2 separate regions of the Homo sapiens genome follow, and region 1 is linked to region 2. Evidence: chromatin loops called from intact Hi-C (ENCODE). Cell type or tissue: heart right ventricle. All regions are shown on one strand. Links, peaks and the distances in the headings refer to the core of each region. The heading gives the core; the rest is flanking DNA. Region 1 overlaps TENM2 (teneurin transmembrane protein 2). Region 2 overlaps TENM2 (teneurin transmembrane protein 2).

Evidence for each region. Hi-C counts contacts between places; a loop is a spot of excess contacts. Peaks named below come from ENCODE experiments on the same cell type or tissue, not always from the same donor. Only the 100,000 strongest peaks of a DNase experiment are listed, where the experiment ranks them.
Region 1: a loop joins it to region 2, with 2.0 times the contacts of the local background. A loop is called at or near these places in 1 of 110 quality-filtered maps.

What each region holds. Positions count from the first base shown.
Region 1 is chr5:168,178,880-168,195,001 of GRCh38, forward strand. TENM2 (teneurin transmembrane protein 2) reads left to right here. Exons shown (of 31, transcript NM_001395460.1): 16 at 11,458-11,668. Among named protein-coding and RNA genes, the nearest start is that of MIR12125, 21 kb to the left of the region's middle. In heart right ventricle, for the core only: no CTCF peak of the experiment used is centred there; no DNase peak of the experiment used is centred there; H3K27ac peaks cover 2,233 bases.
Region 2 is chr5:168,118,496-168,134,617 of GRCh38, forward strand. It overlaps TENM2 (teneurin transmembrane protein 2), which reads left to right. Exons shown (of 31, transcript NM_001395460.1): 13 at 6,355-6,555; 14 at 8,259-8,471. Among named protein-coding and RNA genes, the nearest start is that of MIR12125, 39 kb to the right of the region's middle. RefSeq lists an enhancer at 5,931-7,130. In heart right ventricle, for the core only: a CTCF peak has its summit at 10,198 (motif pointing right); no DNase peak of the experiment used is centred there; H3K27ac peaks cover 867 bases.

The sequences.
Region 1 (16,122 bases), core at 4,989-7,488, 56 kb after region 2:
GTCAAGAGGCTTCGGGAGGCCGAGGCGGATGGATCACTTGAGATCAGGAGTTCAAGACCAGGCTAGCCAACATGGTGAAACCCCATCTCTACTAAAAATACAAAAGTTAGCCAGGCATGGTGAAGGGTGCCTGTAATCCCAGCTACTTGGGAGGCTGAGCCAGGAGAATCACTTGAACCCAGGAGGCAGAAGTTGCAGTGAGTCGAGATCGAGCCACTGCACCCCAGCCTGAGCAACAGAGTGAGACTCTGCCTGAAAAAAAAAAAAAAAAAAAAAAGAAGCTTTGAGGTAGACAACCAACATGTGAATCATGAATCACTTCTCCATCATTTACTAGCACTGTGACCTTGGGCAAGGCCCTTAAGCTCTATGAACCTCAGTTTCTTTATCTGCAAAATGAGGATCATAGAACCCACCACAAAGGGTTCTTGAGAGCATGACTGGATGCTGGCTGGATCGAAGCACAGCACAGGCTGAGCAAGCACAGAGGGACTTAAGTGGCTGGCAGAGGGCCAAGCACTTAATTGTAAACTTAAGTCAAAAGTGTGAACTGGATGAAGCTAGGAGCTGGGGCAGAGGGCTGGCCAAAACATTCTGCTGCCCAGTTTCCCAAAACATAAATCACCCTGTACTAGGTATGTAAATGGTTACTCTCACTAACTGTCTTAGATAAAAGAGCTCATATGTACATGCTTGTACAAACATGTCATGGCAGAGGGTACAACAGGCTCCTGTGTGTTGGACACTCAGCATAACAGTCACACAACCTTACATGGCAGCTTTGTGTAGGATTTCGTTCCAGAGTGCAGCAAACAGGGTCCAAAACCCAGTCCTACCACTTAAAAACAGGGTGACCATAGGTGAATTATTTAATCTCGAAGTCTCCCATTTCTCACCTGTAAATAATGATGTTAATAGCACCCAGGATTCTGGTGGTGTCTTAATAAAGGCATGCGTTTAAAGTACCTAACCCAGTGCCAGGCACCCAGGAAGCTCCTCCTGAGCACCAACCATTGGTTCTCATTAGACATGGTTGCCATTAATGTTCCATTGTCTTGCTGACGCCAGGATGTTGTCACCTAGCACAGGGTCCCCACTCTAAAATGCACTGGCCTTGGGAGACACTGGGAGCTGGAGGACAGGGGCTCTGAACTGATATGCTAGTAGTACCGACGTGGTTTGTGTTGGGCCTGATCACCAAAAGCCCTGCACTTTATAGGAAGTCAATCAAGGATGAGACTGCCACTTGTGACTATTGAGTAGATGGAGGTATGGCTGGTCCTTCCAAGAACAAAGCCCCCAAACCTAGAGCCCTATGTTCTCATGAACTGTTTTCCAACGTGCATGGCACTAGATGCAATTGCAGGGAGAGGCTCGGAGCCAGAAGGGTCCATGGTCAGGAAATGCTGCGTACTCCATGACAATATTAAAGACTCATAACGTGTATCCATATATCAAAGCCTCCAGGAAGTCCTGCTGTAAAGTTTAACTTCGTTTAACTGACTCCCAAATTACATTTGATGGCAGATCCTCCCCTCCCACCTCCACTTTTGTGTTTCAGGGAATGCGTATTAACATCCTGCAGGAGACAGAGTTTGGAAAAACTGTTGTAGCCCCTCAGCTGTACTGCTGTGGATATTTGAAGGCTTTTTCTCAGTCACTCAGAACAGAGGTCTCAAGCTTTAGTGAGCAAAATAATCATTCTTGAGAATCTTCTTTAAAATGCAGATTCCCAGCCAGGCACAGTGGTGCACACCTGTCATCCCAGCACTTTGGGAGGCCAAGGCGGGTGAATCACCTGAAGTCAGGAGTTCGAGACCAGCCTGGCCAACATGGTGAAACCCTGTCTCTACTAAAAATAAAAATAAAAAAATTAGCTGGGCATTGTGGCGGGCGCCTGTAATGCCAGCTACTCAGGAGACTAAGGCAGGAGAATCACTTGAACCCAGGAGGCAGAGGTTGCAGTGAGCTGAGATGGCACCATTGCACTCCAGCCTAGGCAACAAAAGTGAGACTCCATCTTAAAATTTAAAAAAAAAAAAAATGCAGGTTCCCAATATTTAGTCTCAGGAATTCAGTACGTCTGGGTTGATGGCATCTTAACACCATACCGGAGCAGGTAGTCAGGGAGCACACCTTCAGCAACGCTGGTTTAAAGCTTAGCCACTGGAAATACGGTGCTCAGAGCAACAACATAGACATCACCTGGGAGCTCATAAATAATGCAGGCTCTCAAACCCCACCTTAGGACACGGGATGAGAATCTACATTTTAACAAGGTCCCTGAGTGATTGTGATGCTCATTAGAATTTGAGAAGCATTGGTTTAAAAGGTTTTGTTGATGGCATTTGTTTTTGGTTTTTGTCCATTAGTTGCTGGTGAAGAACCATTTTTTAAAAATAACTGGACAACACTATAATCCCCTTGTCAAACATTTCCCCCAGTGGCTTCAAGGTACAGTCTATTAAAGAGAGGCCTTACCTGAATCAGATTTCTGCCTTTGGTAGCAGAGCCTTGATTTTCTTAAGCAGCCCGTGCTTTTTTTCCCACATCCATCCTAAAGAGTAGAAAAGCCAGCAAACAGCTTTCACTGGGGCCTCCTCTCTGCCAGATCTCTGGTCAGACATGATTCATCTTCCATGACTAAGTCATAAGAAAGGCCAGAAGGTGCTTTGGTACAACGATCTCTGGACTTGGAAGTCAGAGTCTGACCAAAAGAGTTGGCAAGAAGTAGGAGGAAAACTTCCAACAGGTCTTCTTCCAGAAGGAGTGCAAATACAGTTTTACTTCTTTTTTTTTTTTTTTTTTTTTTTTTGAGACAGAGTCTCGCTTTGTCACCCAGGCTGAAGTGGAGTGATGCAATCTCAGCTCACTGCAACCTCCACCTCCCGAGTTCAAGCGATTCTTCTGCCTCAGCCTCCCAAATAGCTGGGACTACAGGTGTGCACCACCACACCCAGCTAATTTTTGTATTTTTAGTAGAGACGGGGTTTCATCATGTTGGTCAGGCTGGTCTCGAACTCCTGACCTCAGGTGATCCACCTGCCTCAGCCGCCCGAACTGCTGGGATTACCGGCGTGAGCCACCGCACCCAGCCCAGTTTTACTTCTTGCAATATTTGAGAATGGCCGTTGCTCTGTGCAGGGAAGGAGGATGCCTGAGGAGCGACGGTTCATCAGGCAGCCAGGGTATTAATGGCAGGTGAAACCTTCCAAACGAGCATCCTGTCAGCCAATCTATTGCTTTAAAAGGTTCGCAATGCAGGAGACCTTACAGAGGCAATGAAGAACTAATCTCATATTGCCAGGTTAAATCAAGTCAGCCTTGCCTATTCCTTTCACTTCTTAGTTACATCAAGCCCAAATACTTTCAATTATCCTCACTTCCAACTTGTCAGCAGGCGTAGGGTAAAATGCAAATGGAACAGTACCTTTCTCTCGTGGAGAGCAGGAAATATCATTAAGAATAACCTTCATGTATTGAGCTTTGCCTCCATCTTAAGTGCTATACATTCATCATCTCATTTCACACGCACCTTCTTAGAGCACCTCTGTGCATTTCAGTGCAGTCAGCATTATTAAGTCCATTCTATAGATTGGAAAACTGAGCCACAGGAATTCAGTCACGTGCCCAAGATGACACAGCTGATAAATAATAGACCAGGTTTTAAAGCCAGACCATTCTAATTCTAAAGCCCGTGTTTGTTTGCTGTTTTTCAAACTGAGCCAAAAGTCCAGTACCACCCTGGGCAAATGGGGCAGGGCAGGGACCAAGCATTGCATCTCAGCGGGCCCTGAGCTTTGGGATGACTCCCTTGAAATTTTCTAAGTTGCTCCCCAAGTGTCAGGGACTGGCCAGAGTCAGCAATGCTAACTGGGAGGAGCACCTCAGTCCAGACTAGGACCCACGTGAGCCCTGATCCCTGTTCCTCCCCTTCAGGGTGCTCTTTTTTTTTTTTTTTTTTTTTTTGAGACAGAGTCTCACCCTGTCACCCAGCCTGGAGTGCAGTGATGCAATTGGGCCTCACTGCAACCTCCGCCTCCCGCGTTCAAGCGATTCTTCTGCCTCAGCCTCCCGAGTAGCCAGAACCACAAGTGCGCGCCACCATGCCTGGCTAATTTTTGTAGTTTTTAATAGAGATGGGGTTTCACCATGTTGGCCAGGCTGGTCTTGAACTCCTGACCTCATGATCCACCCGCCTCGGCTTCTCAAAGTGCTGGGATTACAGGCGTGAGCCACCGCCCCCGGCCCAGGGTACTCTTTGACCCTCTGCCACCCCTCACCCCCACTCCTGTGCATGTAGGGTCAATAAGATGCCCCAAATTGTTTTGGCATTTGCATCTATGGGATATCCTAAGGCCTAACGGCCAGCCCCAGTTCCAGCAGGCAGCCTAGCAAGCACTGGCCAAAGGACTCTCTCTTTTGCAAACCAAGCTTCCAGAATGGTGCTGACCTGCTGATTTGGGGTGACTCAAATTGTTTATATAGCCAGGGGCCCAGCACAAAAAAAAAAATGCCCTTTGACTGGGGTGCTGCATACCTTAGGCATGCCCTGCAGGAGTTTACCTCAAAACAAACTAACTCCCAAGGCAAAACCAATCCTATGGTTCCCCCTTTTTACTCAGGAAACTCTTTCCATCTCTATCTCAAATTCAGCAGGAGCCTTTGGCCTTTGCTGGCCAGCATTAAGTGCCCTCCAGGACCCCTGCACCTTCTTCATTTCCATCACGAACAACCAGATTTCATCTTTCTTGCCCCAACTTATTGCTTCTTCCCTCCTTTTTATTGCTGCATTAATTTTTCACCTCTTCATCATTATTAGCTGATCTCAAAAACGACCCTGAGTCACGGGGTTCACCACCTGACTACCCAGACTTTCCTTGGGGAAGTGACAGCTTGGCAAGCACCTAGCTCTGTATAGGTAAAAAAAAAACCCATATGATGCCAAGAAGACTCAAAAAGAAAAAGAAAAAAAAAACATAGAAATGACTCAGAAGCACTTAGTAGGTGACAAGGTGCTCACAACTGTTGTAAGGACCTTTCGTGGATTACCTCTGTGGATCCTCCCAGCACTCCTTTGGGTATAATCATCACTGCCCTCACTTTGTCAATTCACCTGGGGAACCAGGTGACTAAGATGAAGATCAAGAGCATGCCCAGTGCCCAGAAAGTTTCCCTGTGCCCTCCCAACTAATACCTCCTCATCAAGGTAACTACAACTTCTAACTTTCTATCATCACTGATTAACTTTGCCTGTTCTTGAACATCCTATCGATGGGTCAGAGAGTACTCTTCAAAGCTCATGTTTTTAACCAATCCACTCTATGGCTTCCTGGCCCAATGAGTAGGAAAGGTAGATTTGGTGCTTGGTGGTTCCTCTGTGAAACCATGACTGCAAAGAGTGCAGCTTATTTTTAAATCTGAGCTTCTGACCAGTCCCCAACCAGCAGCTGCGTGCAGACACTAGAAGAGCCATCCACAGCACCTGCAGTGATTTGTTAGAGGCCATCTCCACCACTCTGTCACAAAATGAAACTTAGAAAAGTAAATGTAGGTGTTCTTCTGGAGCCTTTAATACCTAGGAAAGCCATGGAGTTCATGCACATTGGAGAGAGACTCACTTGCAAACCAAGCTACAGGGAGAAAAGTTGAACAAAATGCTTCCATTCAAATTCTCTATAAGCTGCCCAGAAGATCAAAGAAGAAAATAAGTGAAATCAACATCTTCTCATTCCCTGAGCCATTTCCTATGAGAATGATGATGCAAGAATTCACACAGCCTCCTCCAGGCAGAAAGGTGTGCATGGTTCAGCCAACTCCAAAGGATCCAGATGCTTATTGTGGCTGCTTTACAGCCTCTCCATCGACACAGGGCCTCCTTCCTCCTGAGTGTAGCTTTACTAGTAAGCGTTTAATGGAGGCTTTGAGCTTAAATCTCTTTACTAGTTAGGAGCTCCTTTTAAAATCTAGCAGAGTACACTAGACAGGGGATTGAAACGGCTGACAAAAACCTATAGCCAGCACAAAAGTAAGTGCCACCTTGTGCCAATGGTAAACAGCTGAAAGGGGATTGTGTCTCACAGGTAAATAGTGTGGTCCTCTGCAGCCTACAATGCCAGGAATAAATTCCCAGGCATCTGGTTTCTCCTGCTGATTCCTCTTCAGATGCTCATTTCAACCAGCCACATTCTTTCCCAGCTATAGGAGTAGACAGGCCTTCAGAAGTGATTAAATCTCACAGCTGCCCACACTTACCCCTGTTGATGGGTGTCCACTGCCTTGTCTTCAGACTTCCTTGGGGAAGGAAGCGTCACCCCTCCTAATAATGAAGACAAAAGGTGATAATCTCATCGGCTGCCTTTCTCTACTTTTTATTCATAGCTGCTTCTTAGCCACTTGGATATCCACCTTCTCCAAGCCTCAGTTGCATCCTCTATAGGTGGGTATAGAGTGGGTGGCATGGTGATAATGGAGCTAAGATAATGTACTGAGCATTCATTATACGACACTGCTCTGAGTACTGTACAGACAATAACTGCTTTAACCCTCCCAGCAGCACTATCTACCATCGTGATCATCATCATCATCAACATCATCATCATCTCCATTTTATACATGAGGGAAACTGAAGCACAGAGCAGTTAATTGCCCATGGTCAACAGCTAGGTAATAGTCAATCTGAGATTCAAACCCAGATACCCTGTTCTATAATCTGACATTTAAGAGTTACATTATTCTGCTTTGCAGGATTTCCATGAATCTTTAAATTAAAAAAAAAAATGTAAATTCTGCTCAATCTATAGCATTTGTTATTCCTATTAATTATTATTATTAACCTATCACTGTTTGGAAATTAAGTATTTTTGCCAAGATTCAACCAGCCCATAGCCTACACCAGTGGATGACTCTAAATATAAGGGAATATTAATTTCATTTACTTTTGCATCTTTTTTTTTAAAATGAAAAAGTGGAAGACTTCAGGGAGTTTCTGGTTATAGTTATAGTTCATTGGACATATACTATATACCAGACTGACATATATATATATATATATATATATATATATATATATATATATATATATATTTGAATTTATATATATATATATATATTTGAATTTATATATATATATATAAATTTATTTATTCTTCATCACATAACCCTATGGCATATGTACAATTATAACTCAGTTTTTAATGCAAGGAAACTACAACCCAGCAAGGCTGATTACCTTTCCAAGCTCACACAGCCAGGGAACTAGCAGAGACGAGCTTCAAACCCAAATCCATCTGATTCCAGAGGCCAGGCTGTCACCTCTGATGCTGTGTAGAATTTTTGGCTTTTTACCTTGGGACTTCTAATCCAAAGGTTTCAATTCAGCATTAATGAACCTGTTTCACGTTGCCAGAACTGTTATGGAAGAATCTCTCTGATTTGCTTTATCAAAAGCAATAAATAGAATGCCTTGGTATCATTCCCAGAAAGTTTCTCCATGATCACATTTCTCTGAAATTGTCATTACAATTAGCTTATGACGTGTATGAGTAGACTAGAACCAGAGCTGTGATTTAGCGTCCGTTCTGACAGAAAACACCTAGATAATTCTTTTTGGCCCCGTTTCACTGAGTGAAGTAAGATTAAGCAGACATGAGCCACCGCAGTGTGGGCTGATTCAGAAGGCCTAAGTCGCTTTCCCATAACCGCTGAGTCAGTATTGGGCCCTTTTTGAGGACTCTGCAAACCTCTCCTACCATCCTCACCCCCTTCCCCAGGAAAAAGCCAACCAGACTAACAAATAAGTAGGTAGATAAATAAATAAAGAAATCGTCCATTGTCATAGGAGGGCCAGGCCGCTTTCCCTCTGCTGTTGAATGGAGACATCGGCCACCTCTCAGGTCCTGAACTGGCAATTCAGAACAGTTTGATTGCCTGCTTGATTGTTTGCGAGATAACTGCAAGATTGTCAGTGACAGGGTAATTTACTGAAGATTGCAATGTCAGACTCCATCCAAGGGGCTTGCTGGCATAAAGACGCGATTCTCATGACTGACAGGCCACTGGGAGATTGGAGTGCCAATTTAAAGTTCACAGTGTCGTCTGAAAGTGTTTGGCGGCTGCAGCCCATAATCACGCAGCATGATGAGGTCATTATAGGCATAACGTAGGCTCCTACTTAATAACGGGTAGAACCCCAAATGCACAATCTCTGGAGCAGGTAAATGTAAATATGTAGGAGGAAATCATTTGTATCCTATTTTCTTTCTGTTTTGGCATTTGTCATCTGCTATTGCTGATGTGCTTAGGCCATCTCCTGCCAGACAGGCCCTTGAATCAAAAGCCCAGGATCAACAAAACAGTGGGGAAATTTGAAGTTCACAATTCTGAAGCAGTCACAAGCCCGGAAAGAGTGACAGGCTGGAGGGGGAGGGGGAGGCAAATGTTCAGCACTCAATAGGAAAACTGTCTTAAGTTATTCTTCAAGCCCAAAGAGGTCTTCAAGGCGGTTATATGGAGCGGGTGGTAAATGGGTTGGAGGGGGAGGAAATATTTCCCCAGCTTCAGGAGGGAAAGGCCACCAGAGATGGATGATACCCCTAATTGGAAGAGGCCTGTGACCTTAAAGAAATCTATAGTGCTAACAGCAGTGGGTTTCTTCTCACCTGAGAAGCTTCTTGTGGCTGCTGAAGGAAGCCCTGCCAGCATATCTCAGCAGGTTATTTTTTAAATCTGAAACAGGCATTCCGTGGTAGAGCCCTTCTGTCTTTTGAAGGCAGCCCGTGGACAGTGATGTTCAAGGCAGAATTCTATGCACTTTTTTTCTTCTTTTTCTTATGCTGCCAATGGTCCTCCAGATTGGACAGCCTGAATGTGGATCTGAAACAATGCCTGGATATCATCCTGCTACTAAGATACAATCTCCAGTGCTGTTTCTAGGGTCTGAGGTTTGCCAGGCTCCGGGGAACTGGGGAGTATCCGATTCAGCCAGCATATCAGCCCGAGATGTTCAGAGCCTTGATTTTGAAAGTCTCTCAATCTAAAGTGTGCATGCCTGCTCACCCTCCTGTGTCTGCATTTCTAGGAAATTGTGTAAATCTAAATGTGTTACGAGGCACATGAGCAACATTTGCCCATGTGGAAAATGAGAGGCTAGTTTTAGTAATTTAAAGCCAGGCAAAACATGCAACCTCCTAATTTGTTTGTTTGCTAAAAAGAAAGTAATGCATTAAAATAATTGCACATTAATTGCTAAATTACAGTGGAACTTTGGTGAAATTACATATTTCATTTTCATTAGCGGAACCAAACGAAAAGGGTAATGCCAAAAAATTACACTGTAGTAAATTTAAAGCACCCAGCCAGGCCTCTGATTCAGCGTTCCAGTACAAGTGTTTGTCAAGGCACAGCCCAGGGTTTGAGTGCGTGTTTCCATGGTTCTAATTATGGTCCAAAAAAATGCCTTGCTATCAAATCCAGGAGGTGCAAGCAAGTTATTCTCCAAGCTTCTCCACTGTGTATTCAATCCGCTCCCAGCCGAGTGAATAAGGATTGACTAACGAATTCGTTCTTATCAGAAATTCCAAGGAGCAAACACTGCCCTAAACATTCCCATCTTCAGCCCTCACAGACAGGTGAGGAATGGGAAACAGTCATTTTATTCATTCAACAAACATCTGTTGAGTGCCCGATTCTGTGCTTGGTACTAAGAGAGGAATGAATATAAAATTAATAAGACATCATTTTTCTCTTCAAAGAGCTCATTTTCCAGATAGGGAGGCGAGCATTAAGAGGTCATTAATTCTACTATAAGAAAGTTGGCATTAACAATGGTTTTTAAATCGTATTGTGTGTTAGAATCACCTGAGAATCATGTTTAAAATGCAGATTCCAGGGCCTGCTCCTGGAGGCTCTCCCTGGGGAGATGTGGGGTGGGCCGTTTATTCTTCCTGCAGGATTCTGATGCAGAATGCTTCTTTGAGAACCTCTGATTCAGGGATGTACAGAACAGGGATTCCTAACTGTCTTGGTCAGTTTGGGCTGCTACAACAAAAATACCATAGACTAGGGGGCTTAAACAACAAACATTTATTTCTCGCAGTCCTGGAGGCTGGGAAGTCCAAGATCAAGGCACCAGCAGATTCAGTGTCTGGTGAGGCCCTGATTCTTGATTGATAGACTGCAGTCTTCTTGCTGTGTCCACACATGGCAGAAAGAGTACTGAAGTGCTCTCTGGGGTCTCATTTATAAGGACACTCATCCATTTATAGGAGTTCCACCTTCATGACTTAATTACCTCCCAAAAGCCCCATTCCTAATACCATCACATTGGGAGTTAAGTTTTCAACATTGAACTTCGAAGGATCACAGACATTCAGTTTGTAGCAATAACCTGGCCAGGGGCATCATCCAGAAGGCTTCCTGGAAGAAGAGGCCAACCTAAACTTGATCTTAAAGGATGAGTCAGTCCTGTCAGTTTCCCCCACTCTACCATTAGCTCCTTAAAGACAGTCTCCATGGTTCTTTGCTCTCTCTCATTTCCAGCACATGGAGACCACTCAAATATTTGTTGAATGGTAGTTGAGTAAATAGGAATCAGCCCAGGTAAAGGGATAGAGGCACAGGACTCTAGGCAAGTGCATAATAATGTTCCGAGTCCTGAGGGCGTGCAGGAAGACAGAACCAGAAACTACTGCGGAAACTGCAGGCTTAATTTCCAGATTCCCAAGCCAAAGCCATTTCTCCACATTTCCTAGAAAATGTAATACTCTCAGCACCCAGGTTTCCAATTGGTCAGCAGTTCCCTTCCTGGCTTAGAGAGAGTGGGATAGAATACTTTTCTCCGTTAAAGTGAGATTTAAGGGATTCCATGCATTTTAGTTTTTTTTAATTTGATAAAAAAATTGTATTTCTAATAGAGACAGGGTCTCACTATGTTGCCCAGGTTGGTCTCGAATTCCTGGGCTCAAGTGATCCTTCTGCTTCAGCCTCCCAAAGTGCTAGGATTACAGGTGTGAGCCACCATGCCCAGCCAGAAATTCCATGCATTTTGATTACTTGTGCACCCATTAGCACGGACCCCTGGGAACTGACCGTGGGTAATTTGCTGTGCTGTGTTGTTTAAAAGCGAAGTTTTTGTTTTTATTTTCCCACTCAAATAATACGTGTTCATAGTAGAAAAAAGTAGAAATTCCAGAAAAGCACAATAAAGAAGAGAAACACACTAATCTGCTACATGAGGATAACCATTTGTCAACATTTTAAATTATTTCCTTTCAGTCTTTTATTTTCTATGTGTATGGATTGGAATTGGATGAGGCTTGCTGTGTGAAACCTGCCACCTCAGGCCCTTGGGTACGTTTGATGCTGCTCATGCCTGTGCTGGTAACAAAGGTGTTAGTGTCTCCAAACAGCTTTATGCCATGAAATCTGCTGACTCTGGCTCTGCCTCTGCCCTTCCAGATGGCCTGGTGGATTGTTTGGACCCTGACTGCTGCCTGCAGTCAGCCTGTCAGAACAGCCTGCTCTGCCGGGGGTCCCGGGACCCACTGGACATCATTCAGCAGGGCCAGACGGATTGGCCCGCAGTGAAGTCCTTCTATGACCGTATCAAGCTCTTGGCAGGCAAGGATAGCACCCACATCATTCCTGGAGAGAACCCTTTCAACAGCAGGTAGGCACCCTCTGTCCCTGCAAACTCCTGAAGTCTCTGATTTTCTTCCTGTTGGAGCCAGAGGCAGTTCTCCAGCTTTCCCGGGGACCCAATTGGCCTGGAATCTGCCCCCCTAGAGGCAGCTCCCTCCAAGGGGGACTCAGAGAAGTGCCCTTTCCTCACTTTGTGTTGGGCTCCAGAACAGAGCCCTAGTGTCTTTGCAGGATGTCAACATCTTTAACCCAGAACCTGCTGGAGACACCTGTTGATTCCCTGGTTTTTAGATCATTTTTAAAATCTGTTATTTTATGATGTTATTGTCATTATATTAAATCTCCCTTTAAAATGCCTCTGATAGTGGCTTTTGTTCGAGCATTGCTGAAATAGTTCATTCAATAGAGTGTTTTTGAAAGCTGTTATTAACTTGATAACATAACCTATCATTTGGTGGCATCTTAGAGTCAAGAAGATGTTGGTTGCAAGGATTTATTGAGCACCTAGGATGAGCCAGAGACTTTGTGTAGATTATCTCTAATCCACACAACAATCCCATCTATTGCCTCTCCTGATTACCTATTGCATGCAAGCCATTGTGCCACTGCATTTCACCCCTCATTCTCTCCAGTTTATTATTGCTCTTAGTTGCTAATTTGAGGCTTAGAATATTCTAGGGTCAAGTTCTAGATTCATTTTGTCTTCAACTTCACCCCAGGACAAGTTAGAACTGTGCTCCTGGAGAAGAGAGCAAGGGGAAGGTTTGTCTTGGAGACACTTCCCCACCACCCCATCCCCTCCTCTTTTCTATGCACTACGTATGATTCTGAGGGTAGAGAGGAGGGGTAGGAGAGGCTGGGGGTCTTCTTATGGCTTGGCCATGCTTGATCTTCCTCTCAGTTGGTCCAAGTCCAGATGTCGATGGTGTATGCTGATGCAAGAAGGAGGAGCGTGGTCTAATTGGGGATGCCCCGCCCCATCTCTGTGGTCCTTCACATCAAGAAATAAAAACTGCTGGTCAGGTCCTTTTTCACAAAACTTCTAGATACTAGGAACTTGGGTAGGATGGTCCTGGCCCCTTTGCAGCCCTGACGACCCCCATTGTGCCATCTTTGTCTTATTTCTCTTTAGCCTCATTCAGGTAGGCCCAGGAGCAACTCTGGATGTATGCTACTTCTCTCGGCTTCCAAGCAGGGAAGAAATACTAGACTTCCCTTCTTACAGAAGCACCTAACTTTATAAGTGATTCTCTCGGAGCCCCTCTCATGAGCCTTTCATCGGTCCCCAACCGAGACAGCCCAGCGAGGGTGGGATGGGGAAGGAATGGGTGTCAGCACAGCTGATTCTACAGCCTCTTAGAGCTCTCTGGAAAGTTGGAGAGCCCCAATTCCTGCAGCTCTTTTGAATATGAGTGTCTTAACAAGGTCACCTTAGGCCAACAACTTTTGCTTCTCTCTGTTGTCGTTTTTACTAAAAATAAAATAGAAAAAGAAATAATAGAAAGGTAAAAATAATCTCAGCCCTCTTCTATTTCAGCCCTGATACCTCCTAGCGATATCATGTTGGGCTCGTAAACCTCATTTTCTTGATTAATAAAATTAGGATAACACTATTTAAATACGTAAAAGTTGATCAGACAAATTGGGTCATTCTTGTCATACCCAACTAAAGCAGAGGCAAGAAGCCAGGAAGAAAAAGCACTCTGGGCACATAACATTGCCCTAGAAATGTAATTCTCCCCAGGCCTGGCTACTGAAACTGTCTGTTGTAACCGGAAACCAGTTGATCTAATAGCGACTGAAACAACCTACTATGACTCTAAGACTAGTTTTACCCACCACCATCATTCACCAGTCAGAACTCACCAGATCGCCAAAACTTTACCAGTCCCAGTGAACTTTCTCTCAAAAGAATAAGTAACATTTCTCCTTATAAAACCTCCAAACTTCTCTTTGATCTTCAGACATCCTGAAGACTACCCCCATGCATATGCCCTGAATTGCCATTCTTGCTTCCCAAATAAAACATTTTAAATTTAGAGATTAATCTTTCTATTTTATTTGACTTTAACATATACTATACACAGTATTATTACTGTTTCTTTTAGTAGAAGAACCTCTCAAGAAAATAAAAGAAACCACAGATCTCTGATAAATAAAAAGCATTTACTCTGCTTGTTAAATCCTAGCTCTAGAACAGATTCTGTAAGTATGCTTCCTTTTAATTATGAACATAATTCATCTTGCTAGAGACCCGTGACTGGGCAGAGCTTGCACTGGGCCATAAGCATTTCAGTGGGGTTTGTAGTTTGCTTATACTGAAAATGCATCCTCTGAAGGCCTGTTTCAATCTGCTTCCTCATTAACCTATCATTATTTCTACCCTAAATCCAGTCATTTCCTGATATTCTCCCTTTCATGCTTTCTCCACCTGGCCCTTCTGGTTTTATCTTATTCTCCTCATCAATGGTTACCACTTCCAGAAGGCACCTTGAGCTAGAGCCAAAATACAGGTGAACAGTCAGGAACCCCAGAATATTTGGTAGACTATGCCAGCCCAGGAGACCTGAAAGAAAGTTGCTTTAGAGAAAGCGTCTCGGAAGCTTTAAATGTAAACAATAAATGGCACTTCCCAAATGAGCCCAGGCTCTCCGGCTGTCTGCATGGATACATAATTCAGAAATATGAAATGTAACTCCAAGACATAGGTTGAAGTTCAGTAAGCGTGTGAATTCCAGTACATTATCATCTTACAAATAACGAAGGACAAAGCTAGGAGTAAAAAAGAACTCGAAAATTCAAGATTTCTAAAAGGGCGTTCCCCTAGATAATGGCATACAAAAATAACTAAAATGCCTTGACTCCACCACTATAATTTATAGAGCAGATCTCACTATCTAGATAATGCGATAATTGTTACACATCAATAATCATAAATAGAAATGAACTGATAGTATGTCTTAGCTGAATCTTTTCTGCAAATTGACTGCCTGGAAACGATAGGAAGCCAGCAGCAAGGAAGAATTTGAAAAATAGAGGATAGAAATCACAGGCAGCACTACTCCTGTTATTCCTATGGCACACTGCAAAGCCTTCTGCTACAGGAATGATTTAAAAGAAATAGCAGTTGTAGAAAAAGGAAGGGTGGGGGGACTCCATTGTGGAATGTACTTTCAATTTTGTTTTCTCATCACGAGCACTGTGTACCTTGTGGTCGTCAACACACATCACTGATTTTAAAGTAGTGTCTGGTAAGGTCTTAAAGAAATCTTAGTCCGAGCTAAGATAAGAAAATGGAATTGAACAAAAGGATTATTTTCATAAATTAGTTTTCCACTTTAAAAGAGTCTAGCATTGTGGTTAAAACCAGCTAAAAATGGCATTCATTTGTTAGGCAGCCAGTAGCAGACAATTAGAGCTGTCAGTGGAACAGTCTAAACACTCCTGAGATCATCAAAGGGTTGGAGTTGAACAGCTGGGGGTATTGCTAATAAAAAGAGAGATGCGTGGAGACAGCATCCCTCCGGTTTTCAGGACACCCAGGAATGCAAAAGTAAGTGCATCCAAAAATCGAGCCGACTTTGACAAGATTGTGACAAAGGACGGGTCAGTTGATCACCTAGTTCAGAAACTGGGAGTGTGTCCAGGATGCTGGGAGCCTGAGAACCTCTCTTCTTTTGCCAAATTGCCCAGTCTGCTGGGGGCTTGGTGCAGAAATGGAGCTTCTCATTGTCCCATTTCTCTGTGAAGTCAAGAGAATTCAGATGAGAGGAGGCATGCACATTCTCCCTCCATGGACTTTGAGCACAATATTGTAGCATCTCTCTGGCTTTATAGGACTTTCCCAGGGGTAGCTGGTTGGAAACCGGGATTTGTGGGAAAGTTCTAGTTACTGTGTCTGGAAAGAGGGAGATGTTCTGTAACACTGGAAATAAATTGGTAGGATTTCAAAACCCTTCAAGATAGCAGGAATTCGACATAAGAGAAATATGTAGTAACACAGAATCCAGAATCCAATATATTTCTAGCAGAAAAAAAGTGTATATAGATATATACACATTTTTATTGAATGTGTATATTGAAGGGTTTTGCTATATATATCTCCAAAGTTCTCGTTTCCTCAGACCCTCATGGATTATGAGAAATTTTGCTCTTAGAGGGCAGCAAAAGACAATGCATGTGTATTTCCCAGCCATAAAACTCTCTGTGCTCCCCTCTACCCACTCTGACATTCTGGCCTCTAGAAGAGTAACATGGCCATCCTCCAAAGCCAAAAAATGGAAATAAGTAGCCAGATGTGGAAGCTCTCACCCGAGTATGGCACTCTCGGTGCCAGGCTAAAGAGCACCTGGGAATGATGAGGGACAGCCTGAAGCTCAGGCCAAACAAAAGCCAAACAATGTCAAGAAATGGAGCAAGGCCAAGAGTGGAAGGCGGGTGCCCAGGAGACCCCTGGGCCCAGCTCAGTGACGGGAGATGCTG
Region 2 (16,122 bases), core at 9,170-11,669:
CCGGCCCCGGGGCTAGGCAGCAGTGGAGGGAGGCGTTTGCAGGGCCTGACCTTTGCTAATGAGCCCAGTCCTGGGCTGCGTGTTTTGCAAGAGAAGTTTCAACATTTTGCACAAAACAACTTCAAACTCCTTTGCTTTGATAAATTTCTTTGGTTGTAGAACAAGAAAAGCCTATGGAGATGGTTCTGGAAGAAACGTTTTGTTTTACTCTCCTTTGTAGAAATTGATTCCTTTTCTCTTTCACCTTTGTTTTTCTCTTTAAATTGCTCTCTCTGCCTTTGTCTTTCTGTCTTCTCTTTCCTTCTACTCCTCCTCCCCTTCCTTCTCTTTCTTTTCCTCTTTTGTTCCTTTCCCTCGCCCTATCTTTCTTCCTCTTTTCTCCTGCTTTATTTAGTAATTGGGAATTACTAAAGCTATTCAGAGAAAAGAAACAAGAATTCCTAAGCCCCTTGCCTCCCTTCCAAACAAAAAGCTGTTTGTTGTTATTGTTGTTGTTACTAACTCTTCCTGGTAATCTAAGGCCCGTGTATGTCTGTGTAAATATTTCAGCAAAAATTAATATCAATAGACAGCAGTCAGGCTTGAAAGACTGTAGGTTTTTTATGTCATTTAGAAACACCATGTAGGGCAAATTAGCTTGGTTACTTACAATTGCACAAAACTAGAGGAGAGTGAGGATGCAGCAAGAGGGACGGGATTTGATGGATCCTGAAAATCTCATCCTGGCAGACACGTAAGGGCCTTTCACACACATGGGTGAAAATCAGGGATATAATAAACTGAATCTAATCTGACAATATGGTCAGAGATCAGGCTTGGAGATCAGGAGAGGGGGACATAGAAGAGGGGATACAGGAACAGGGAGAAAGAGCACCTCTCTGGAGGGGATCCAAAAGCAGCTGTAACTACTCCTAGTTACCTTGATCAGTTATTTCAGATAAATTATTTTGTGCCAATATGTTGGGACTGACTTGCAGTAGCTATAAGGCAAGAGAAAGCTATGCTGCCTGTCAGCCTTCCTGCTCTGTATTTGGCCTTGCAGAATATGGTCTCTGGTTGCCATTTGATTACTTGTCACCATATAAAGAATTGGCCACAGCTGGTAGGAAGGTAAGACCATAGACCCTCTCAGCCCCTTGCCCATTCCCCAATCTCTGAATTGGCTTCATCATTGTCTTCCAGCTGAGGCTCCTTTTCTCTAAGTCCATCTCCCAGTGAAATGCCCTCACACAACTCAAACAGCCCTTTTCCCTCCCATGTCCCCAACAGAAATAGAAGTGTCAACTTGCCCAACAAACTAAGGGGAAAAAGTGAAGCCCCTGCCTATTCTGCATGAACTTGATGTAACCACCCAAGATATCCCCATAGAAAAGATCCTGTTGGATGCCATATGCATTCTGTGTTCCTCATGGCCAGGCTAACAAGGGATCTCAGGTTTTATGAGGTTCTCAGATGCTAATGGATTCATTCTTTCATCCCAACAACCAATGGATCTCCAGAGTTCTATACAAAATAACCAATCATCACAGCTCTCACCACAAAGTAATGACAGTGCTTTGTACTTAGATACACCCACATAGGGTTCCCTTGTGAAACCCCGCATTTCATCGTTTTTAGAACTATGGCTACCAAAAGTCAGCTTCCATAACATTATTCCTCTAAGATTTTTCAATATATCAGCAGTAATGCCCTTAATGGGGACCAGAAGTCTGACCCCCAGATCTTCACTTGCTCAGTTCTCTATATAATTTTTCCTCTATTATAAAAGGTAGCCTCCCTATGTCTGCATCATAAAGAATTGGGAGTTTGGATGGAGGAAATACTGATTTAATAACCCTGCTTGAAAGGTTAAAGTTCTTAAAGATAAATGGATTGCAGGAGGCAAAGCTGCATTCGCTGAAAACATAAGAGAGGCCAATAATACGACAAGAAAGGTTAAAACGACCTTTTGCATGCATCATTTGGAGAAAGGAAAGTGCTAGGGCAACAACATTGCCAGTCTTCGAATTTTTTCTCTCCAGTAAGATTATACACAGCTGTATGCATGGAATCTCAAGTGATTTCTCAACTTTCTCACTATCCCACCCAGTCTTATTTAAATGTTCAGAGTGAATTAACCATCCAACCAAACAAGCCACGTGAATCATTATGAAAGGATGAAATCTCCTCCGTTGATTTCTGCTACCCAAAAAGAATGAACCGAGGTGATTCATATGCTGTTTTCAAAATAGGAAATGGAATCAGAAAGTCTGGATCAGCACTTTTTCTTCCATTTAGCTTTTTTATTTCTGATATTCGTCATAGTCATAACGTTCAAACAATTTACCTGAAATGGCCATGGCAATGAAATCAATAGTTGCCATCCCTTCGTTTTTCCTGCATAAACATGGTTGTACTATTAACAAATTTGCCCAAGAAAATGAAAGGATGTATTCGTGAGGTTTCATTCAATGATGTGTAGGGGAGTGGGAAGGTGATGAGAGAGGAGTTGACATATTAGTTTAAGTCAGCCATGTTTTCATGTCAGTTTCATGGTTGAGTCATTTTTCAATGACATTTAACTTCATAAATGTAATTCATGGTTCTTCAGGGGCTTATAGTACATATTGTTTGTAAAACTCCTTGACCTCCTTTTTTATCCTTAGGGATAGAAATTGCATTCACAACCCTTTTTTGTCAAACCTACAGAGGGCCCAAGACTAAATGAGTTCTAATGATTTCAGCTGCCAGGGGGCTGATGTTTCGAGGCACATGGTACTTAGCTGGTAAAGGCCACTGTCCCCTTTTAAGTGTAACACTGTTTCTATTTATAAAGCTTCGTAAAATGCCATAGTCCCTCCTGCCTGCTAAAGGCTCTAAGGACGTGGCCACAAGAGCATCTTAGGAAATCGGAACCAAATTTAAAATTCATAGTAAAACTGCTCCTCTTGAAGTTTGAATTTAGTTATTCCATCCACTGCTGTAATTATATAGCACAAAGGGCATATTTACTGGTATCACTGACCAGAGAAAGGGTTAGCTCATATTTTTAGATACAATAAATGGTTTTTTTGATGGCATTCTAGTACCGGCGCTAATAAATCTCTGTGGATTTTCCTCCTTCCTTTATACTATAATTCAGGATAGAGAAGAGAGAGCTAATTTATCTGGAAGAAAAATGCCATTTTCATTTTTTTAGTGTATTACTTTTTATTATTTCATCCTTCTAAGAAAAAGATTGTGATTTTTTTTTTTTGAAAGCTCCTAGCTGCTGGCACCTCACCAAACATTTTAAATGGCTAATTATAGGTTAAGAACAATTTTTGAAGCAATAAGCCACAAGATATTTTTGTGTATATTTTGATTTTTCCTTACTAGAAATGGGGGCAGAGTGAAAAATTAGAATTTCAGAATTTCCTTTATTGGAACAATATAAACATGATGGGTTCTGAATGAATTTGTTCATAATTTACAGATCCCCAAATACGATTTTTTTTCAAAAGCAAGAAAGAAGTTGTTAGCACAATTTCTGCTTCCTATCGGTCCTTTCTCTACACAGGAAGTGTGTCCCATCAATGACAAATGCTTATAGCACAGTCTGTCCTTCATTCTTGCAGCAACTGTGTATTGAACACCTGGTATATTCCCTTACCTGTGCTAGGCATGAGACACCAAAGGCCCTGCACAGACCTTTGTCTTTTTTGTTTTGTTTTGTTTTTTGAGACGGAGTCTCGCTCTGTCACCCAGGCTGGGGTGCAGTGGCGCAATCTCGGCTCACTGCAAGCTCCGCCTCCCGGGTTCACACCATACTCCTGCCTCAGCCTCCCAAGTAGCTGGGACTACAGGCACCGGCCACCACGCCTGGCTAATTTTTTGTATTTTTAGTAGAGACAGAGTTTCACCGTGTTAGCCAGGATGGTCTCGGTCTCCTGACCTCGTGATCCACCCACCTCGGCCTCCCAAAGTGCTGGGATTACAAGTGTGAGTCACCACGCCTGGCCCGCCCTTTGCCTTCTATGTGTTCGATGCTTTCAGCTCAAGTTTACGTTCAGATGTGCTCCACCACCCTAAATGGAGCAAATCTGAAGGTATCAAATGGGCTTATGTCATCAGGAGTTATACTCCCCGAGACAATGAATTCAACTGTAAAGTGATAATAACAAGATTATGTAACATCATCATAAATATCTCCAACTAATAATAAGCAACCAAAATTCACCTTTGGGGGAGTGTACCCCTGATTTTTTTTTAATCACTGTTTTTTCCCCATGCCTGAAACGGTTTTGAAATGACTTCCATATATAATACCTTCCTGAGAATATCCAAATGGGATCGTGAGAAATATCTCTTACCACTGAAAATTATTATTTTTGCCTCAAGGGAGGGCTGCCCTTTGGAAACTTCATGGAATATTGTGATTTCCAGTAAGTCCAAATTTCTCAAGTCTGTTGTCCCTCAGGACTAGTTAATTTGTGGCATGGATACTCTAAATAATGTCATATTTAGAGCCAATACGTCATCAGTATTAAAATACACCAATGGCTGGGCATGGTGGCTCACACCAGTAATCCCAGCACTTTGGGAGGCTGAGATAGGAGGATTGCTTGAGCCCAGGAGTTCACAACTAGCCTGGGCAACATAGCAAGACCCCATTTCTAGAGAAAAAAAAAAAAACATAGCTGGACATGGCAATGTGTGTCCGTGGTCCTAACTAGTTGGCAGACTAAGGCAGTAGGATCACTTGAGCTCAGGTGTTCGAGACTACAATGAGCTATGATCATACCACTGCATTCTAGCCTGGGTGACAGAGCAAGACCCTGTCTCAGAAAACAAACAAACAAACAAAAAAGGCATTATTTTGTGCCCCATAGGGAAAGAAAAAAAGACACTCAGCATAAAAAATGTCTTAGGAGATCCTACAGAAAGCTGAGACCCTGAGGAATTATCATCTGAATATAACAGTGAATTATTTAGAGACCAGAAGTCTTACATATTTCAATCTTGGCATTGTGGAAGGAGAGAAAACAAAATTTTCTGAGAATTTAAACCATAAGACGGTACGCATACACAGGAAGGATTTAATAACACTGTCAGCGTGGTCCATAAAAACTTCAAGAATAGAATTCAAAGTGGTCTCAAGCTAGCTGTGCCCCCAGGTGATAGAAGAAGCAATCCTTTAATCTGGGCCAACAGGCCTGATTTGGAAGCCGTGAAAACGGGAGAAATATGTCTTAATCAAGTAAGGTGATGATACATCCACATTTGTCTGATCCACAAAGCCATATCTGAGCCCTGTGCTAGACCACCATTTCTCATTCAAACCGTATATTACACAAAGAACCCTCTTCTCCAAATGACATTGCATCATTTCCTGAGAATACATAGGAATACATAAGAAAGCTGGGCTTCCTCTAAAAGGCCCTATTTATTCAACCCTTAGATTGAATGGAGGTCCCAGGTTTGATATCATATTCTCATGCAAAAAGTCCTGTCCTCAAGAACTGGCCTTTGCAGCTCGCTCCTCTCCTCACTCTGAGTTTATTCAAGTTACGTACTGGATGTATATCCACTCTATTAAGATGGCCAAACAATCAGACAGTGAAACAGGCAAGAACCACAATGACTGGACTCTGGCTATCAGCTCATCTGATTGACTGGTAGAAGGTCAGTGCCTCAGCCAGAGATAGCCATCCAGTCCCCTGGTGATTACCTGTAGGAAGGTGATCCCTTTTGGATCATTTTCACACCCAACTTCGCCTCTTCTATACTGCACATTTACTAACTCCTTCAGTGGGTGTGTGCTCAGAGAATGGATACTAATTTTAGACTTAGCCTAAGTGAAACCTCATTAGGAAAGTGACTCATAAGTTTCATTGGTTTTCCTTTTCATCTTTTGTTACCTTTTGAAGTCAAGTATTAGTGAAGTTACAATGAGCCTCTCTACTTTTCTCTCTTATAGTGAGGGGCAATCCAGTTTGACGACACATGTAGAAACATGGCATATATTCACATTCCTATCGCAGATGCTCTGATATGATTCAGTCAAGGTCCTAATCTTTATAAGCACAAGATACTAAAGGTGGAGTGGCATCCTTCTATATCTGACTTCTAATGCTGCTTGAGAAATCCCCTTTTCGTTTCTCTTGTATCTTCTTCAAGTTTGAGATTTGGTGTTTGACAAATAAGAAGGCTTTTACTTTTTATGGGTGTCTTCAGGTGACCACATAAGTATTTCTTGGGCTACTCCATTTGCTAGCAAGTGGATGGGAACTGGTGACCCACTGGTCCATTCAGCAGCAAGCCCATGTCTCATGGTCCATCCTCCATGGGTGATTAATACTTTTATTCTTTGGTTTTTGTTTTTGTTTTTTTCAGTTGATTGCTTGGATCCCACCTGCTCCAGCCACGGAGTCTGTGTGAATGGAGAATGCCTGTGCAGCCCTGGCTGGGGTGGTCTGAACTGTGAGCTGGCGAGGGTCCAGTGCCCAGACCAGTGCAGTGGGCATGGCACGTACCTGCCTGACACGGGCCTCTGCAGCTGCGATCCCAACTGGATGGGTCCCGACTGCTCTGTTGGTAAGCCACAAGGTTTTCTCCTTCCTCTCTCCAACACTCCTGCCCTGTGTTCCATCCCATTCTCAGATGGATGGGAATCTACTCTTAATACTTAGCTGGGGATAAGGGGACTTTGATGAATCACATTGTGTCTTTCTCATTCTCTTCTCCTCAATCGTGGAGTCTGTGATCTTTGAGAAACAAACAAAAAAGCACTGGGTTGGTACCATCACCGCAAATGCATGAGGAGCCCAGGAGGGATGCTTCCATTTGCATTATAGGTTTTCTTATGTACATTCCCTAAAGGTACCAGAAAACAAAACAGAACATTTCAGCCCCAGACAAACTAAATGGAACATCCCATAAAACAGAAAAGGGGCTCCCTCGGGGTGCTGCGTGAACATGTTCTACAGCTCTGTAATACTCCAGTGACAGGAAAATAATGAAGTCGCGCTGTACACTTCATTTTCCTAAAATTTAGAGTATGTGTCTTCCCTCCAGAGTGACCTTAAAAATGGAACAGTTCAACAGTTCAAGCCAGTCCCAACCTTCCTGAGAAAGGTTCTGTTCACACTGACAAGTCCCTATCCAAGCAAGCGATCATTCCGCCCCCTTCCTCTGGGTAGTGAGACAGCTGTCAGATTGCCATGGCAATCAGGAAGGGAATAGACGTGAAGCTTTGCCTACAATGGGAAAGAAATGAATATTTCATTCCAAAAAGAAAAAAAAAAAGAAGAGTCAGTTAAAATGGGCTATTTTGGAATGTCTTCTCAGCCCACTTGACTCTGGCTTCAACTCTGTTGCTGGTGGTCCTGGCAAGGCCGTGCAGATGATGGGAGGAGGCAGGGGTCCTAGATCCAAAACCCAGTTATGCTACAGATATGCTGTGTGACTTTGAGTGAGTCACTGGCCCCACTCCCCGGCCTGGTCTTCCTTCACCTGGCATGCCAAGCCACGCCTCCCTCAATAGACTGATGAAAGGATGAATGTCTGGCACGTGCTTGTCCTCGCGTGAGAGGTCTGGAATACCAGAGAGTGCATATCTGTCTGTCTGCCTCCTCCCCAAGCACAAAAGACTTTGAGCTCCTTTGAGAAAGAAGCTGTGTAAATGCAGCACAATTACAGCGGTCATTATCACCGCCAAGGTACCAATCTGGGTAACGGGGTATCTGCAGTCATCATGGGAATGGAGCAGCGGGGTCCCCAACTGACCTCTTGTGCTTGGTCAGTTCAGGCTGTCAGTGGGGGAGGAATCCCAGCTGACTAGAGAGTCAGGATCCGTACATGGATCTTTTCAGGTGGGTACTTCCCGGTTAGCTTTGCCAAACTGGTTGGAGTGGTCTCAATCTCTAGAAGAGTGGTTCTCACATTCTAGCGAGTATCAAAACCACCTGGAGGACTTGTTCCAACAAAATCTCTGAGTCCCATTCCCAGATCTTCTAATTCACTTGGTCCAACGAGGGCACAAGAGTCTACATTTCTAACGAGTTCCCAGGTGATACTGATGCTGTTGGTCCAGGGGCCACACTTTGAGAGTCACTTCTCTAGAAAAAAAGATCTAACAATGAATTGATACCCAGCCAAGGAGAGACAAGCCTCCAAAGATGACAGAGCTGCTGGGCCTCGGGGCCTGCTCCAGGGGTCTGGGCCATGTGCGTGGTCTGGACTCCATGGAAGGTTTCACCAGCTGTGGTGTTGAGCTGTAATCATTGTTTTTCTTCCAGAAGTGTGCTCAGTAGACTGTGGCACTCACGGCGTCTGCATCGGGGGAGCCTGCCGCTGTGAAGAGGGCTGGACAGGCGCAGCGTGTGACCAGCGCGTGTGCCACCCCCGCTGCATTGAGCACGGGACCTGTAAAGATGGCAAATGTGAATGCCGAGAGGGCTGGAATGGTGAACACTGCACCATTGGTAGGCAAACGGCAGGCACCGAAACAGGCACATATTGCTTTATTTTCATAAATTGTAGATCTATAGTGATGGTCGCGCATGGCAACTGGCTGTTCCTTCAGGGACACAAGTGCTCTCCCACATTTCCTGCTGCCCCTCCAAATCTCCCAGGGGATAGGGAAGGAGAAAAATGAGGTCCCTAATTGGGAAGGGCTTTTCCTTCTTTCCAGGATTCCGAGTTGAAAGGAAAGGGACCAGAGCAGATAAGAAAACCCCTCCAAACTTGCAATCTCAGGGAGGGAGAAATGCACATGCATGGGAAACTGTCGGTGTCTGGGGGTTGCAAGCACCTCAAATCACTGTGGTCTGCAACTCTCCCCTTTTTAAATCCTCTCTCAGCTGGCTGGATCACTGGATCCCTGCTTGCTGGCAACAAGGTGAACTCACTAATTTTAGGTCAGGTTAGACGCAGGCAGGACTCTCAGGTTCCCTCCGTAGCAGGTACCACGGTAAGGTCCTGAGATTCCCCATCACCACCACCGTCATTACATGTCTCCTCCTCTGGTCCCATTTTATTCTCACTCAGCCACCTCTCTATAAAAGCTTCTGGACCAAGGATAATTTAAAGGTCATTTTCTTTGTTAAGAAGAAATAGTTTTGGAGTTTCTTCATTTTTATTTTTCTCTCTTTTTCGGCACAGTTGTGGTTTAGGGTAGGACTATACTGGATTAAACGTACCTAATCATCCCTTTGGTAGAGAAGCTGGGAGCCAATGCTGTTTGGCTTTGCACATCTCTCAGACAGTTGGGATGACAAAGTTGTCAACTTGAGCATCATTTTACCTCCGGTTTTTACTTTTGTTATTTAATTAGATCAAGCCTAGGATCCATTTTTATACTAAGCTGGTTAATCTACTTGCCTGCATGGAAATTCTCAAAGACGTTTCCAGCCAAACTACAGTTTGGCCCCTTGAAGTTACCTTTGATCCCAGCCATCAAGTTTGAGACCCTCCCCTCTGTCCCTGCCTAACAACCCCAGTCACAGATGGGCCACCTGGAGTGAGAGACAGGGCTAGGAGCTTGCGCAGGGCTGATTCATGAGATCAGACTCAATTTCCCATGCTGTTCATTTGGGTGGTTATACAGAGATAAAGTGGACTGACTCTGTATTCGATTTCTTCCGGTTCCATCTGATTGGGCATCCGAGGGGCAGCATGCCAATCAGGGCCACGACCATAGCACTGGGACCCTGCTGGGACAGTCTGTTGGCAGTGAATTGTTTTTGCAATCTCTCGATGACGCTCCAGGTCTTGCTCCCCTGCAGCCGCTTTTATCCTCAGTTCCCTGCAGAGTCTGAGGAATAATTCAAAAGACTTTCAGGGGACGGCTGTGCACAGCCCTATACTGAGACAGTTCTTACAATAGCTTCCATTCATCAGGGGCATTCCTTTTGCTGTACTATTGCATGCCTGGTGTTATTTACATGAAGATTCCCCTCCCCATATCTCCATTGCCCCAAATCCTCCCCTCAAAAGCTCTTGCCAATCATCAGCGTTGAGGTGGATAATCCTACTTTCTTTTAATTCACACAATCCAACCTCACCTCCCCTTTGCTCCCCCTTCCCACATCTGGGGGACAGAGGGGCAGGGTTAGTGTTTCCACAATGATGCCTGCTGGCTCTCTCCTACCTACAATCTGTCTTTACTTTGGAAATAGCTCACAAGAGGGCAGTCCAGATGGATTCGAGCAGGAGTCGCCAAACTACGGCCAGAGGGCCAAATCTGGCCTGCTGCCTGTTTTTCCATGGCTTGCCAGCTAAGAATAGTTTTTACATTTTCTAAGGGTTGAAAACAAATCCAAAGAAAACTATTTCCTGGCACGTGACAATGATACGAAATTCACATTTCAGTGACCATAAACAAAGTATTATTACAGGACACCCACACCCATTCACTGATGCCTCGCCAGCTTCCATGCCACCTGTCAGCACTGAGTAATTAGGAGACCGCATGGCCCACAAAGCTGCTTGTGTGGCCCGTTATGGGAAAAAAAAAAAAAAAGGCTAACTCCTGAATTGCACAAATCTTGATGGATAGAGGGGAGAAAAGCAAGGCAGGTCCACACCCCCATTAAGAAAAGGACACCAACTGTAGCTTGAAGGATCTGAGGGGTCTACTCCAGATATCGCAGAGTGGGAGTGGAGAAAAAACAGTAGATGTGCTGAAATGCTTCCGGGGCCCTTGAAAAAGAGATGGGAAGATGACAACTTTGGTCTCAGCAGAGAACAGCAAGGAATTGGCCAACAAGAGAACATAGATGTTTCGGTCAAGCTAGTCCTTTGGGTGAGATAAGTTGGAAAAAAAGGTGTTTCTGCCACTTGAAGTGTTTGGTACAGGTTTCACATCTTTGTGAGATGACATACATGAGTTCTTGAGAGACATTCAGAAAGTGTAAATTGATATGCCAGCTAAAGCTCCCAAAATGAAGAGAGTGCTGGTCCAGTATAGTCTCTTGTTCAGAACGATGATCTCCTGTGACTTTAGAGTTTGTGCTCTGTATGTTATAAAGATCTTTACTACCAAAGCCTTTTCTTGTGAGAAATTAGGGCTCTGTGTCTTTATTAGTAGGACATGTGCCATCTCCTCATAGTTATGTTCACTGTGGTTTTCTCAAAAACAAAGCCAAGCATACCTTGATCAGTGAGATTTGCCATTCAAAAACCAGAGAGATGTTCATACATGCATAATTGCATCTTTAGCTTTTCTATCTCCGGCCCCCAGAGCTGCTTTGGGGAGTTTTATTCTTCTAGTTTGAGCAGACACTTCTGTCATTTCATTTAAAGTAAATGCCACAATTTACAAGCCCAGCATCAGTTCTCCTCCTTGGGGATACTGACAGAGAGGAAATGGGGGCTCTTTGGTCCTTTCCAAGCACAGCCTCAAATGCTATATTTTGAAAATAGAAAATACAGAAAAATGACATGGTACCAAGTCAGCAAACAATGCATAGGGAAATTTTGGGTAAGGCAGAATTGTGGGAGTTAGTGTTGGACACTTGGGTTGTCTGCGACCTGTTTACAAAAGGTCATAGGTGGTTTTCTTGGGGTCATTGCAAATAGTCAACTGAACAATTCACATCAGTCCTTGTGGATTACATTTACTGTACTAAAAGGATCAAAAAGAGAAATGGGGAAAAAAGATGAGGACACAAGGACAGACTTCTAAAACTTAGTCAGGTGGAAGCCCCAGGATCAGTCCATGTTTGGTTAATGCCTTTCTGGAATTTGCAACCAAATTATTTATATTTGAAAATGTAGTAGAGATTGCTAAACATTTAAATATAAGGTATAAGACTTCAATGTTAACTGTTAGAGCTAACTTATTGACAGACTGGATTCTACCAAGCAATGACTGTTATATAACCTTTTCCTTAAAAGTTAAATATATGGCATGGCTAAAATCTACAGAATTGTGTAGATAAAAAATATACTTTGAATACATATCAGCCACAATTCATGTGTATCTTTGGAATATATTAGCATTTTTTGTATAGCGTGCAGTTTACTCTTATGACTAGCGCAGACGGCACATTGTGTGGCTAGAAGAGGTTTATTCTTTAAACATAATTTTAAAATGGGTTGTTGTTCCTGTCATCTGCCACCACCACCACCATCACCCCTTGTTAATACTGGGACCTAGGCCAGGTGCAGTGGCTCATGCCTGTAATCCCAGCACTTTGGGAGGCTGAGGTAGACGGACCACTTGAGATCAGGAGTTTGAGACCAGCCTGACCAACATGGTGAAACCCTGTCACTACAAAAATTAGCTGGGCATGGTGGTACGTGCCTGTAGTCCCAGCTACTTGGGAGGCCGATGTGGGAGAATCGCTTGAGCCCAGGGAGGCAGAGATTGCAGTGAGCCAAGATCACACCATGGCACTCCAGCCTGAGTGACAGAGCGAGATCCTGTCTCAAAAAAAATACTGGTACCTAACATCAAAAGGCCATGCAAAGCCTGTAACACCAGGACATGGAGGAACTATAGAATGTGTGTAATAATAGATCAAAATCACTAAGAACTATATATAGTAAATGTAGATCAGCGTCTCATGAAGAGGTAAAGTAGATGTTAGCGTGTGTTAATGAGCAGAACAATTGGGCAAAATGCAAGAAGAAGCCAACATTTGCATTGCCGGGGAATCAAGGAGGGATGCTACATGCTAACTGTGGACTCTTGCAATTATCTCCTGAACATGGGCTACCCAGACATCTGCTCCGAATAATACAAACTAACCCGCAGACTAAATCTGCCCACTCTGGGCACTTCCCAACCCTGAGTGAACTGTTTGATATCTGGGTAGTGAGTAAAGGCTGCAATGGTTATTTCAACTTGTGTATTTTATCTATGTGGTCCTAACCTCCGATTTCATCTCAGAATCATAAGGGCTTGATTCCTAGGACCTTGTGAGGCTGAGTGACCTGCCCAGGTGCCACAAGTCAGTACAGTTTTCTTTTCCCTGTATCGCACTGGGCCCTTCTATTTTTCCTCTTTAATTGGTTGGGGAAAGAAATCGGTGCTTGTGATGTTAATAAGGAAAATGAATCTTTACCCAAGGTAAAACCAGCCGTGCGATGATCCGATGTGCTGATTAAGTGATTGTCATCAGAAGTAGACAGGGTCACAGTCCAAGAGGGAGAGTGCTTCAGAACAATAGGGAACAGGTTGAGAAGAAAGTGATTGTCAGAATTAACCAACTTCAGACTGAGGACAGCTGCTTCTGAATCTCATTCCAGTCTCATTCTAAGTTATGAAAACTTTTTTTTTCTTGTGGCTATTGTCCTTGAACACTTGAGCTTTCATGACTCTACAGTGAGATCAAGTTGAGATGAAATTAGCCACTGTGGAGCCATCCTTACCACCAGGCCTGTGGAATCAGCTAATTCTCTGATTGGTTAATTAACCTATTCCTCCAGGGGCTCTTATTAGAACTATCCTTGGAGTTCCTTTTTTTATTTTAAGTGAAAACCTAAAGCGATGGCCTTTTACTGATAAAGATTATGGATAAACTTTTAACAGAATGCAAAAGCTGTTCCATTGCTGATTCTCCCCCACCACCCCCCTATAATTTGGCCAAAACATGAGCTTCCTTACTGCAGATCAGGAGTCACCACATGCCCAGAAGTTCTTTTTGAGTCTGGGTCAGACAGTCTGCCAGAGGTTTCCTATCTAATCCCAGAACAAGGACTGGGAGACAGACTTACAGAAACATGTTTTCACATCACTGCAAAAACATAAAAGGAAAGAAAATAACGGCTTTACAAGCAGCAAGAGTCTCATCACTGGAAGCATTTGCTTTCTTGTCCTAGACGTTGAAGGGCTTTCAGCATCAGTAGAAACATAGACAAGATAGACACAAACTACATTCTAACTTTATGACTCATCATTCTGTAGTTTAGATGGAAGCATTTTTTTGTATTTTTATGTGATTTAGTAATGTCTGCTCATGTTATGAGCTCCCATCAAAAAAGAAAAGAGGAGAAGAATTCTTGGTGTTTTAGCTCTGTGGGGAGACAGTGATTTGTGTCGTACTCTGCGCTGTTCCCTTACTGTTTCAGGGGAACTGGTTTGATGGACTAGCTTGTGGCTCACAGTGATGGGGCCAAGCTTGCTGAGTCAATAGCTTGATATAAGGTATTCCTTCCTGACTTCACCAGAGCAAAGAATTGAACAGTTTGGAACTCTTGCAACATAAACTCATGGATGAGAGTTAACACAAGTAAGATTCCAGGCTCAAAGAAAGGGGACCATGTAATAAGAGCTGTTGAAAAACATGGGATGCATTGTCCTAATGTATAGTGAGTGTTCTGCACTTGAGCTTTTATAGAGAATCCACGTGCCTTCCAAGTCTGTGACTCTGGGCTTTCACAATACGCACTAAAGATTTTCCATCAAAGGAGAAGGGAAAACAAAGTGGTTCCTGGAGAGCTGAGCTCCCTTAGATATTTGTGATGGACATCTTTCTTATCACTTGGTAGCCAATTCATTGTGGTATCATGAACAGTAGACTGGCTGATGAAGGAGGACATCTGTGTTCTAGCTTTGACTCTACCATATACATTTTGTATATCCTGGAGCAAGTCACCAAGCCTTCCCGACCTCAATTTCTCCATGTGGCAAATGAAAGGGTTGGATCACATCATTGCCTTCCAGGGCATGATACACAAACTTGAGATGCTTTTCATTGGTGTACAAATATACCTTATTGAATAGTCATGTAGGGCTTTTTAAAATAGATACAGTATTAGGAAAAAATATAACTAGCACATCAAACTGATGATTATACAGCTATTATTGCTTAGGGAGGGGGCAAAAGTAGGTAGTGATATTAGGCCTGAGTAAATTTAAAGAAAAATATTAAGTAAATAGTACAGATATTGCAAATGTCATAAATGCAGCGTGTGATTGACTGAATTTAGAACACATTTGAATGAGCTGATCTCTAAGGACCTGTCCATTTCTAGGATTTCATTACTTTTGATGCAGAAACATATGAATGGGTTATTCTAATGCAATCAAGCCTTTCTCTCTTCTGTAAGGCAGGTTTTCAATGTAGGCTCCCATAATATACACTAAAGACTTTACATTCAAGGGACAGATACAGCAGAGTGCTGCCCAGCTGATGAGGCATTGTTGAATTATTGAGGATAGTGAATGGAGCTTTTGTTGTTTGTTTGATTGTCTGCTCACCTCAGCTCCAATTTATATCTGGTTTACCTAGGGAATCTTTTGTACATTGAAAAACTTCCTTGCATAAGTTGAATCATCAGGCCCCACTTCGTCCATTTATATTTTTTAATAAAAAGAAAAGACATGGCTCATCCATCCACGTCTGCTTCACTTGAATCCAGAGAAATGCAAGCATGATAACAGAGTTTTTAAGAACACAGGATTTTGTGGCAAGACGTGGTGGCTCATGCCTGTAATCCCAGCACTTTGGGAAGCTGGGGCAGGCAGATCACTTGAGGTCAGGAGTTTGAGACCAGCCTGGCCAATATGGTGAAACCCCGCCTCTACTAAACATACAAAAATTAGCCAGGTATGGTGGTGCACACCTGTAATCCCAGCTACTCAGGAGGCTGAGCCATGAGAATCCCTCGAACCCAGGAGGTGGAGGTTGCAGTGAGCTGAGATCATGCCACTGCACTCTAGCCTAGGCGACAGAGTGAGACTCTGTCTCAAAAAAAAACAAAACAAAACAAAAAAATAGGCTCTTGTGTCATTCTACCTGAGATTAAATCCTGGTAGCTTTTCTAACCTTTATGTGTCTCAGTTTCTTTGTCTGTAAAATGGGGGATACCAAATAGCACCTATCTCACTGGGACATATGTAAAGTACTTGGCACAGTGCCTACCATAAAGTAAGAGCCAGATACATGTAAGCTGTTATCATCATCACCATCATTGTCTAGCACCAATGCAGGACAAATTGCCAGGTGTGGTGGCTCATGCCTGTAATCCCAGCACTTTGGGAGGCCGAGGCGGGTGGATCGCCTGAGGTCAGGAGTTCGAGACCAGCCTGGACAACATAGTGAAACCCCATCTCTACTAAAAATACAAAAAATTAGCTGGGTGTGGTGGCGAGCACCTGTAATCCTAGCTACTCAGGAGGCTGAGGCAGGAGAATCACTTGAACTCGGGAGG